Linked DNA regions of Homo sapiens: region 2 is linked to region 1. Evidence: chromatin contacts called from ENCODE Hi-C or POLR2A ChIA-PET data. All regions are on one chromosome and are shown on one strand. The core of a region is the stretch at or near the end of the contact, and the rest is flanking DNA. Distances in the headings are between cores, read along the strand shown. Region 1 holds the start of ACTN3 (actinin alpha 3). Region 2 holds the start of RIN1 (Ras and Rab interactor 1).

Region 1 (5,413 bases), core at 1,390-3,889:
CCCCTTTGTCCAGGTCACTAGGAACTCTCTGGATTACTGCAATAGCCTCTTGACTGGTCTCCGATTCCACCTTTGCCCCACCTCGTACGGTCTCACCCCAGCAACCAAACTGACCCTCCTCTGCTTAAAACCCTCCTGTGGTTCTCCAATTTATTTCTAGTAAAAAGCAAAGCCTTCAGTGTCCTACAACATCCTTCTATCTGTGACATCTCTTCCCCTCTCTTACTGCACTCCAGCCACACTGGCCTTCTTGCTGTTCTGGGAACATACATGCTGGGTACACAACTGCCTCAGAGCCTTTGCACCACTTGTTACCTCTGCCTGGAACACCTTTCCCTCAGATTCCCACATGGCTAACCGCCCCCCACGCCCTCCAAGTTTTTTGCTCAAATGCCTCCTTCTCTATGAGGTCTACCTTGACCACACATTTATGTATATTATTTTAAAAATTAATTAAAAAAAATTTTTAGGGACAGAGTCTCGCTACATTACCCAGGCTGGAGTGTAGTGGTTGTTCACAGGTGTGATCATAGCACACTACAGCCTCAGTCTCAGCAAAAGCCTCTGCCTGGCATAAAATGTGTGTGTAGAGCCTGTACCTGGTGTAATTTTTTTTTCTAATTATAAATTGACAAATTCCAGTTGTATATACTTATGGGATACCAAGTGATGTTATGATTTATCAGTACAGCTTGGAATAAATCAAGCTAATTAGGATAGCCATTACCTCAAACACTCATATTTTTGTGATGAGAATTTACCACCTGTTTATTTATGTATTTATTTATTTGAGACGGAGGGAGTCTTGCTCTGTCACCCAGGCTGGAGTGCAGTGGCTCGATCTCGGCTCACTGCAACCTCCGCCTCCCAGGTTCAAACAATTCTCTTGCCTCAGCCTCCCCAGTAGCTGAGATTACAGGCACGTGCCGCCATGCCCGACTAATTTTTTTATATTTTTAGTAGAGACGGGGTTTCACCACGTTGGCTAGGCTGGTAAACTTCTGACCTTAAGTGATCCGCCGGCCTCGGCCTCCCAAAGTGCTGGGATTACAGATGTGAGCCAACGCACCCGGCCTAACCACCTATTTAATATTGAAACTTGCAACCCCTTTACCCTGCTCTACTTCTTGTTTCCAAACTACTATCACCTTCTAGCATTCTATATGATTTGCTTATTATTCCTCTAGTTTCTCATCTGCACCCCCCTCAAATCAGGAATTTGTTCTATTGTACCCTTCGTCCCTGTAACAAAACCTTGCACCTAGTAGGCTCCCAATAAGTATTTGCGAGTAAATAAATAACACTCAATTCTAGCTCTTCCATCCCAGGTTCTAAAAAAATGTCTGATTCTAACAACCTGGATCCTAATGTAACCCGGTTCTAACATCTCAGGTCTTGGGGCCCCTCCCCCCTGTCCAAGGCTCCCACTTCTCCCCGCCCGATCCCGCACCCCACTCACGCCCAGCCCTGGCCCAGACCGCGGCCGGCCAGCATCACGCCACGGATGCTGGGATCCGAGCGCAGGAAGAGCCCCACGTTGCCCAGCAGGTTGAGCAGCTGGAAGGCGGCCAGCGCCAGCTGCAAGGCCCGGGCCAGGGGTCCCAGCGGCGGCGGCCCGGGACCGAGCACCAGCACGTAAGCCAGCTCCAGGCCCACGGCCGCGGCCCACAGCGCGGTGAGCACGAGAGGCAGCTGCGCGGGCGCCCCGTCCGTGCTCCCAGCCGCCCAGGGCTGCCCCATGGCCTGGACACCCAGCTGTCGGAGCCGGAGGACTAGGCCGCTTCCGTATTGGGGCGGAGATAGCGGCAGACGGACGTCTGCTACGGCCAATAGAAGCTCGGAAGGGGGTGCGGCGAGCGCTCAGACTCTCAGGGAACGGCCGGCCCACGCGGCGAGTTGATCTGGCCAACGGACCAGCAGTGGAGGCGCTCGGAATCCCGCGGCGCTGGAGCCCGGATAACGCCGCGGAGTGATTGACCCGCCCACCCTGGAGGCTCCTCCCATCCCGTCGGAGCCCCGCCCGCTGGCGCGGGGGCCAGGAGTGCCCGGGGGATTGAGTTGCAGCCGGGGTGGTGTCGGGGTTTCCCGGCTCAGCACATTCTCCCCTACTCCCCACAGCCGCCCCGATATTAATAGCCCTGCCGCAGCCCATCCAGCTGGCTCAGAGCCGTTCCCCATGCCCGGGTGTCTCCATCACCCCAGAAAACATGCAAAACAGCTCGGCGCCTCTGTGTTCCTGACTGTGAAATGGGGATAGGGCTCTGTGTCCCACCAGCGAGGTGCTGGAAGAGGCTCACGAGGAGCTCCAGAGGGCAGCCTCTAGAGCGGCCCGCGGCCACTATTATTATCGGCCTTTCTATTGTGGAGAGGAGTAAACAGACTCAGAGAGGTCCCGTGGATTTCTCAAGGTCACACAGCGCCCCAGCAGCGGAGCAGGAATGCAAACCCAGGATCTCCGCCGCGAGATCCACCCCGGCGCCCCCGAGTCCCGCAGTTCCCGGCTTCAGGACAACCCCTTGCCAGGTCCAACCCGAGCTCCTTCACCCCCATCCGGCCCCTCCCTCCTCCCCCATATTTAGTGCGAATTCGATCTGGGGCTGGGCTGGGCCCTACTTAATGGGGCCCGGGTGTCCGAGAGCGTGCCGAGCGGAGCGAAGCCAGGAGCCCGATCGAGATGATGATGGTTATGCAGCCCGAGGGTCTGGGGGCCGGGGAGGGGCGCTTTGCGGGCGGCGGCGGGGGCGGCGAGTACATGGAACAGGAGGAGGACTGGGACCGCGACCTGCTGCTGGACCCGGCCTGGGAGAAGCAGCAGCGGAAAGTGAGTGCTCGCCCATTTCCTGACAGCAAAACCGAGGCCTGAGAGGCCGGGCTGTTTGTCCTGGGCATCTCAGCAGTGCAGGGGCAGAGCTTGTCTTTAACCTAGAGTGCTAATCCCCAGCCCAGGCTCTGCCCATCAGCTGCCTGCTGTCCCCAGGGCTGGAGGAGAGGGCTGGGAGCCCTCAAGAGGGGTTTAAAATGACAAGAGAGTTTCTGGGCTCCCCACCCCCACCAGGGTTCATTCCCCTGGGCCCACTGCCCCACTTCTGCTGCTGAAAACAGGCTGGGCAAACCCCAGGAGATCCAAGTTAGGGGGGGTTCAGAAAGAAGAATCTTCTTCTAGTTAAATATTCCCAGACCCCACCCTGAAGGCTTGCAGTCAGGCAACTAGTGGACTTGGGAGTGTGGGGGTAGTGAGAAGGGTCCTCTCAGACCCCACCCCACCTCGTCTCCAGGGTGGGGTCCATAGTCGCTGTATCTCATTTAACAATTGAAGAAACTGAAGCCCAGAAAGAGCACAGACAGGCCCCACATCACAGACTGTCAGACATCAGGACCCCCGCAACCTGAGGATCTTTACCCTTTTCCCTACCCCCATTCTTTCCCAAGATACCCCAGGCATGGGGCCCTGAGTCTGCTGAAAAGGCCATAGGTCGGGGAGGAGGGGAGACCTGGGTCCCCTTACGCTGTAACCTGACTCTCCAGCCAGATGGACACTTAGTGCTGAGGCAGCACCTCGGGGGCGCCAAAGAGGGGCACAGGGGCAGCTGCTACCCAGGCCCAGCCCGTTGGGCACTCAGGGCCCCTCCCTCCCTGAGCTATTTTCACTCCCAGACTTTCCCAAGTAGAGGGGGCAGGACACCTGGGTTCCCAAAGGGAAAATGATCCAGGCCAGAGGGAGAATACTTTGGAGAGTGGCAGGCCAGGGGTAACCAGGAGGGCACTATGAGGCCATTGGACCCTGCTCAGCGTGTGCCAACACTGTATGACTCCAGGAGAGGGCAGGGTACTGGGGTACTCAGTGGAATTTAAATGACCTGAGAGTCCCAGAATTTAGAATCAGAGTACTTCTGCTGGGTTAGATGACAGGAGATGACCCCAAGGGCCGAGAGGCTCCGCTGACTCGGCTGGGGTGCCCCGGGTGACAGGCCTCCCCTTAGGCTCCCCCTGCACCTGTCTCCAAGCACGGCTGCAGTCCCAGGTTTGGCAATTTCCCGGTGGTGTCATCCCTGTCCTTGGCTCCAGCTGCCACCTGTTCTGCAACATCTCCTATCCCTACCCCCACCCACCCGGGCCTCTCCGAGATCCAGGTCTGCGTGCCCCCCATATGACACGTGCCAGTCTGTAACTTGCCTTTGTCACCTAACAAATTATCAGGAACATCTGTTCATCCCAACTTGCAGTCACCATCTCATCATCTACTCATTCAATGGCTGGCACAGCATAGAGGATCTGAAAATCAATCAGCATCCCTTGTAGTTGGACATTTGGCTCATTTCTTTCTTGTCCAGCGTTGTTTATTGCAAGGTGGTAATAAACATCCTTGTGCTCAGCTTTAGCCCTGACCCCTCCCTGTTGCTCTATGCTCCCTTTCTCCCCAGTGACTCCTCCATCCAAGGGCTTCCTTCACACAGTCTTGGAGCAGCACGCTGCCTCCTCCCACCTGATGTCTTACCATGTGCCAGCGCTGTTTCAGGTGCTGGAATTCGGCAGCAGACAAAATAAAGCCCCTGCCATGGGAGCTTACATTCCAACATTTCTGTCTCATCCATCCAATCCTGCCTTGTCCCCCACACTGACACCCTTCCTCTCTTGCCCTGATCCCAGTGACTGCGTCCTCACTTCTGCCTTCTGCCACGCCAAGCCATTCATCTCCACTCTGCAACCAGCATGGACAGTTCTGCCCACCTCCCTCCTGCCTGAGGCTTCCCTGACTCTCTGTTGCCCTCCGGATCAAATTTTAACTCCCCAGCTTAGCACCCAAGATCACACATGACCTGGCTCCTGCTGCCCCTCCGGCCTGCCTCTCACCACTTATACCCCAACAATCCCAGCTCCATTCCAGCAGTGCCCAGATCCTTGTAGTCTGACAAATGTAGCAAGTGTTTCTCACAGCCACCGAGCACTTGCCTGCATGGCAGCCCCTGCCTGAAATGCCCTTGCCTGCCCTTCCCTTCCTGAATAATTCCTGCCCATCACAGCTCTGATCAAATACTCGCCTTCCCCAAGAGGGGACCCTGATCCGCAGCGTCCCTCCCATAAATTCCTCGGCAACCTCTTACAGCGCTTCTCAGACCAAAATGACTCTTGGATGGACTGTGAGCTCCCTTAGGGCAGGAACCACATCTCATTAAGAGTCTTGTTTGGGCTGGGAGTGGTGGCTCATGCCTGTAATCCCAGCACTTTGGGAGACGGAGGGGGGCGGATCACCTGAGGTTGTAAATTCAAGATCAGCCTGACCAATATGGAGAAACCCCATCTCTACTAAAAATACAAAATTAGCAGGGCGTGGCGACGCATGCCTGTAATCCCAGCTACTTGGGAGGCTGAGGCAGGAGAATCGCTTGAACCAGGGAGGCAGAGGTTGCAGTGA
Region 2 (4,134 bases), core at 1,635-4,134, 210 kb before region 1:
TCCAGCAGCTCCGACATGTACTCGGCCTCCAGCAGCAGCTCAGGAAGGTCACAGTGGGCCAAGACGAGGCTCAGCAGAGGCAGGAACTCGTCGGCACCCGCGCCCTCCCCTGTGGGGACATGGTGAGAGGAAGAAGCTTCAGGTACAGTCCTTGCTTTAGGCAGTGACCCCTCCCCATGCCCTAGCAACCATTGAGGGGCTTCAGAAAGGATGCGCTCCTCTCTAGGCCTCAGTTTCGCCATCTGCAAGAGGGGAGGGTGGGCTCATTCTCTCCTGCAGGGCTGTTCTAGGGTCCTGGGGACCTGCCGCTGGGGGGCCCGCCTCTGACTCAAAGGGGCAGGGCAGGGTGAGGTGGTGGCAGGGACATACCTTCCTGGGTCCTCAGGGCCATGTAGAGCAGCTTGCAGGCCTGCAGGAGCCGCTTGACCTGGGCGCTGGGTGAGTAGGTGCGGAGCAGCTGCAGCAGCTTCTGGCGCACTTGCTCCAACTCTACTGGGGAGGGCAGGCTCAGGTGGGACCCGAAGGCTCCGGGGCCCTGGGCCCGGGCCAGGCGGAGGCCCTCAGCTAGGCGGCCCAGGGAGCCGTCTGCGGCAAGCCGGCGCCGCAGGCGGGCTGCCAGGATGGGCCGGAGAGGCTTGAGCACAGAGCAATGCAATGACTTCTCCAGGACATGTTCTGCCGGAGGGACAGGGAGGGGTCAGGGGAAGACTGGGGGTATGGGGGGCAGAGGCAAGGGGAGAAGGGAGCAGGGGTAGAATCGGGGAGGAGAGGCAAGGAAAGCAGGAGGAGGTAGCCTGGGTGAGACGGAAGAGTTGGGGGAGAGAGGGGATGGAACTCTCTCGAACAGTGGTAAGACAAGATGGATTTGTAAAGCAGCAGAACAGAATCAGACAGGCTGGCGCTGTGGAGGGGAGCAGAGGGTCGGATGGGGCAGTGCTGGAGCTATGGAGAGACGGAGCCTCACCCAGCCTCTTAGGCGACAGCAGCTTCTCAGGGCCCAGCTCCGCACTCAGCATGGCCCGGGCCCGGCTCAGCGCCTGACGGATGCCCTGCAGCTCCTGGGGCTCGGGCCCAGCCCGCACCTGGGTCAGTAGGTCCTGCACCAGCTGGCCCGCGGCTGTGTGTCGGTCCTGCATCAGTGCTGCCGCAGCCCGGCCCACCTGCCGCTCCGGTGCCAGTAGGGAGCAGAAGGCGGCGCTCATGGACCGAAGCAGAGGTCGTCGGCGGCCCAGGTGGGGTGAGGTCGCTGGGCTCCCCCGGGACCCTGGCACCCCCTCCTCCTCGGAGCTGCTGGGGGAGCCGCAGTCCACCTCTTGGAGGGAGGGCATAGGCGGAAGGCTAGGGCCACTGCCTGCTGGCACGCGGTACCCCACTGAGCTCTCCCTCCGTAGCAGCTGGCAAGGGGGCAGCCGCTCTGTCTGGCTGGGGACTGCCCCTGGCAGCACGGGGACGGGGGGAGGTGGCACGGCAGGTGGAGACAGGGGGCTGGAGGTCTCTGTGGACACGCGCACTTTGAAGCTTCTCTTGAATTTCTCCCGCTTGGTGGGCCCTAGGTCCCCCGGGAACAGGGGGTTGAAGAAGCACAAGGCGGCTCCGGTGCCCTGGTCCAGCTCTTGAGGGGACCGGGCCTTCAGCTGGGGCAACACTGGGCCTCCAGCCGGGCCCCGCTGAGCCTTGATGTTGAGGGAGGAGCTCCAGAACTCTAGGGAACAAGAAACCGACTGGGGCCTCCGGGACTGGTTAGGGGAAGTTTCCCAACCAAGGCAAGGCAGGGGCTTCGGGCGGTGTGCTGCGAGCCTTGCCTTCCCCTCGGCCTCAGCTTGTTCATCTGTGCAATGGGTGGCAGGAAGCCCTTACCAATGCCCAGATGGGAGATGGCCTCCAGCTCTTTGTGAGTGGCTGCGTGGTGGATGGCTCTGGGGAGCTGCAGCGGGAGGAGAAGGATGTCCCTGAGGCCAGAGAGGGGAGCAGAAGGGAGTGAGGGCCGAAGAGGGCGGGAAGGATGGGCTGTCCCAAGGAGCAGGGCCCGTGGACACCAGGCACCCTGCGGGCAGACTCACCGGGTGTGGCAGTAGGCACAGATGAGCTGGACTAGGTCTGGGAACATGAGCTCCGAGCCCTCCAAGGAGACGCCTGAGAGAGGAGGGAAGTGAGGTGCTTCTCTGGGGAACCTCCCTGCTTCCAGCCCCTTCCCGCCAGGCCAGCCCCTCACCGCCAGGGCTCTCCAGGATGTAGTGGCTGGAGACGAAGGAGGGGCCACTGGCTTCAGGCAACCGCATGCACAGGGCCTGGCACTGGCGGGTGTTAGATTTCCGCACGAGGAACGTCTGCAAGTGGATAGGGCTCAGGCAGCTCAGGACCTTGGCGTCCCATCCCTCTCCCTCCCACCCCTGGCTGGCCAGTCCCTGGAGTGTGGGGCAAGACTCACCCCCGGGGGCTCGGTCCTCAGCATGTGCAGTGCGGCCGCTGCGTTGGCTTGCAGCTGCAGCCACACGGGCCGGGTGAGCAGCAGGCGCTCCCGCAGGCTCACAACGCGCCCCGGCCGCTGCGGCCCGCCTGCCTGCCCGCCGCTGGCATTGGGCACGTCATACAGTGGGTCCTGGGCTGGCCTGGGGGCAGGCACCCAGATCTGAGCAGGGAGCCAGGGGCTGGGACCCTTGCTCTCCTCTTCCCCACTCCCGGGTTTCCCACTTTCTCTATCCCCGGATAGGCCCTCCTCTCGCAGCCCCTCCCTGCCCCACCTGGCTGCCCTGCCAACTTCACTAACTTTTCTCTCGCCAGGTGCCCAGTAGTGAAGCTGGACGGGCTGGGGGCTCCAGGAGAGCCCGCGCCTGACTCTCCAGGGCTTTCCATGGCTGGGAGCTCCTTCGCTTCAGGAAGAGAATCCAGTCCCAAGGCAAGGCACGCACATCCCCAGTGAGTAACACTTCCTGAGGGCGGTCCGCCTGTCACACCCGCCAGTTAACTCTTGTGTGTCCACCCTGCCTGGCCAGTGCCCGCCTCCTCTGTTCTGGACCCTGCTTTGGGGGTCAGGGGTCCCCTCCATGCTAGCCCTGCTCTGAGGGCCCCAGCTGGGGGATGCCACCTCCACACACGGCCTCCTGCAGCCTCACCAGCTACTCACATTGCACACGTGGGCGGGAAGTGGTTAAGCGGCCTCAGTCCCCACAGGCCCCAGCCATGCTCTGGGGGCACCTTTGGCTCTGTGGTCAGTTGCTCATCTGCCCCTGGCCTCAGGTCAGCCTTGTGGGAGAGCACCCTCTACTGTCCATAGATGACTCATTCCTGAACCTGGGTTTTAGGATTTTAGGTTGCCATGGAGAAAATATGCCATGTCTCCATGGAAACCAACCTATTTGCTTAACTGAGGTTCTGGGGGTGGTTCTGACACTCAGTGCTAACCAGGGGGAGTCTGGCTGTGAGGTCGTCAGCACATGGCGGTGCTGCCGGCTGCCTCCCACGCACGCAGGCTCTGCCAGCCTGCCTTGCCAATCTGCCAGGCAACTGGGACAGGTGCAGACATGACCCAGGCTCCAAGCACACGCATCCACCCTCCCCGCCGAGGCACTCTCCCGGTGCCATATGTTGACTCTGCCCAGCGCCAGGCAGCCCAGCGCCCACCTCCCCCTCCCCAGCCTGGCCCCACGCACAGTGCTCTAGCCTCTGCTGGGTAGTGTGAGGAGTGGCAATCTGCAGGCACCCTAGAAGTCGGCCTGGTTCAGGTGCTCCCCACGGGAGCCCTGATTCTCTTGCAAGGTAAATCACACACACACACAGGGCACGCCAGAGTCCCAGGAAAGGTTTTAATTCCAGTCCTTGGAATCTGAGAAGCAGACACCAAGAACTGCCCTGAGAACACCTGGGGGGCCTGGCATCTTGCCTCCAGATCCAGCCAGGGTGGACAGACCCCCAGATAATCACGTCTGACTCAGAGTTCCCGCACAGTGGAAACTGGCTCCCTGGCCCTGAGGCCGGACAGCCTGCATCCAACATCAGCAAGAGGATGTGGCTTTGACTTCGGCTGTCTTCTCTGTCAGGGGAGCCCCAAGAGATGGATCTTCAGGAGTGGGAGGTGGCAGGCGGCTCAGGGATGGAGACAGCAGCCTTGCCTGGTCAGGTCAGCTCCACGGCCAC

What was found. A loop is a pair of places that touch in the nucleus more often than their neighbours do. ChIA-PET counts read pairs that join two places held with the same protein, here RNA polymerase II (POLR2A). Pooled maps may share reads with other maps.
Region 2: a pooled map shows a loop between it and region 1 (4-fold over the local background). The contact joins the promoter of RIN1 here to the promoter of ACTN3 in region 1. A Hi-C loop is called at or near these places in 1 of 37 single-sample maps with no recorded cell type and 6 of 50 pooled maps. POLR2A ChIA-PET finds 5 or more read pairs at or near these places in 2 of 52 experiments (IMR-90 and OCI-LY7).

What each region holds. Positions count from the first base shown.
Region 1 is chr11:66,544,264-66,549,676 of GRCh38, forward strand. It overlaps ACTN3 (actinin alpha 3), which reads left to right and starts at 2,640. Exons shown (of 21, transcript NM_001104.4): 1 at 2,640-2,821. The coding sequence starts at 2,675. It overlaps ZDHHC24 (zDHHC palmitoyltransferase 24), which reads right to left and starts at 1,785. Exons shown (of 3, transcript NM_207340.3): 1 at 1,460-1,785. The coding sequence starts at 1,740. RefSeq lists enhancers at 950-1,059, 2,208-2,267, 2,338-2,387 and silencers at 1,538-1,777, 1,958-2,087, 4,955-5,249.
Region 2 is chr11:66,333,550-66,337,683 of GRCh38, forward strand. It overlaps RIN1 (Ras and Rab interactor 1), which reads right to left and starts at 2,885. Exons shown (of 10, transcript NM_004292.3): 1 at 2,768-2,885; 2 at 2,429-2,609; 3 at 2,213-2,327; 4 at 2,061-2,133; 5 at 1,858-1,949; 6 at 965-1,702; 7 at 370-675; 8 at 1-109. The coding sequence starts at 2,853. It overlaps BRMS1 (BRMS1 transcriptional repressor and anoikis regulator), which reads right to left. Exons shown (of 10, transcript NM_015399.4): 10 at 3,790-4,134. RefSeq lists an enhancer at 3,365-4,134.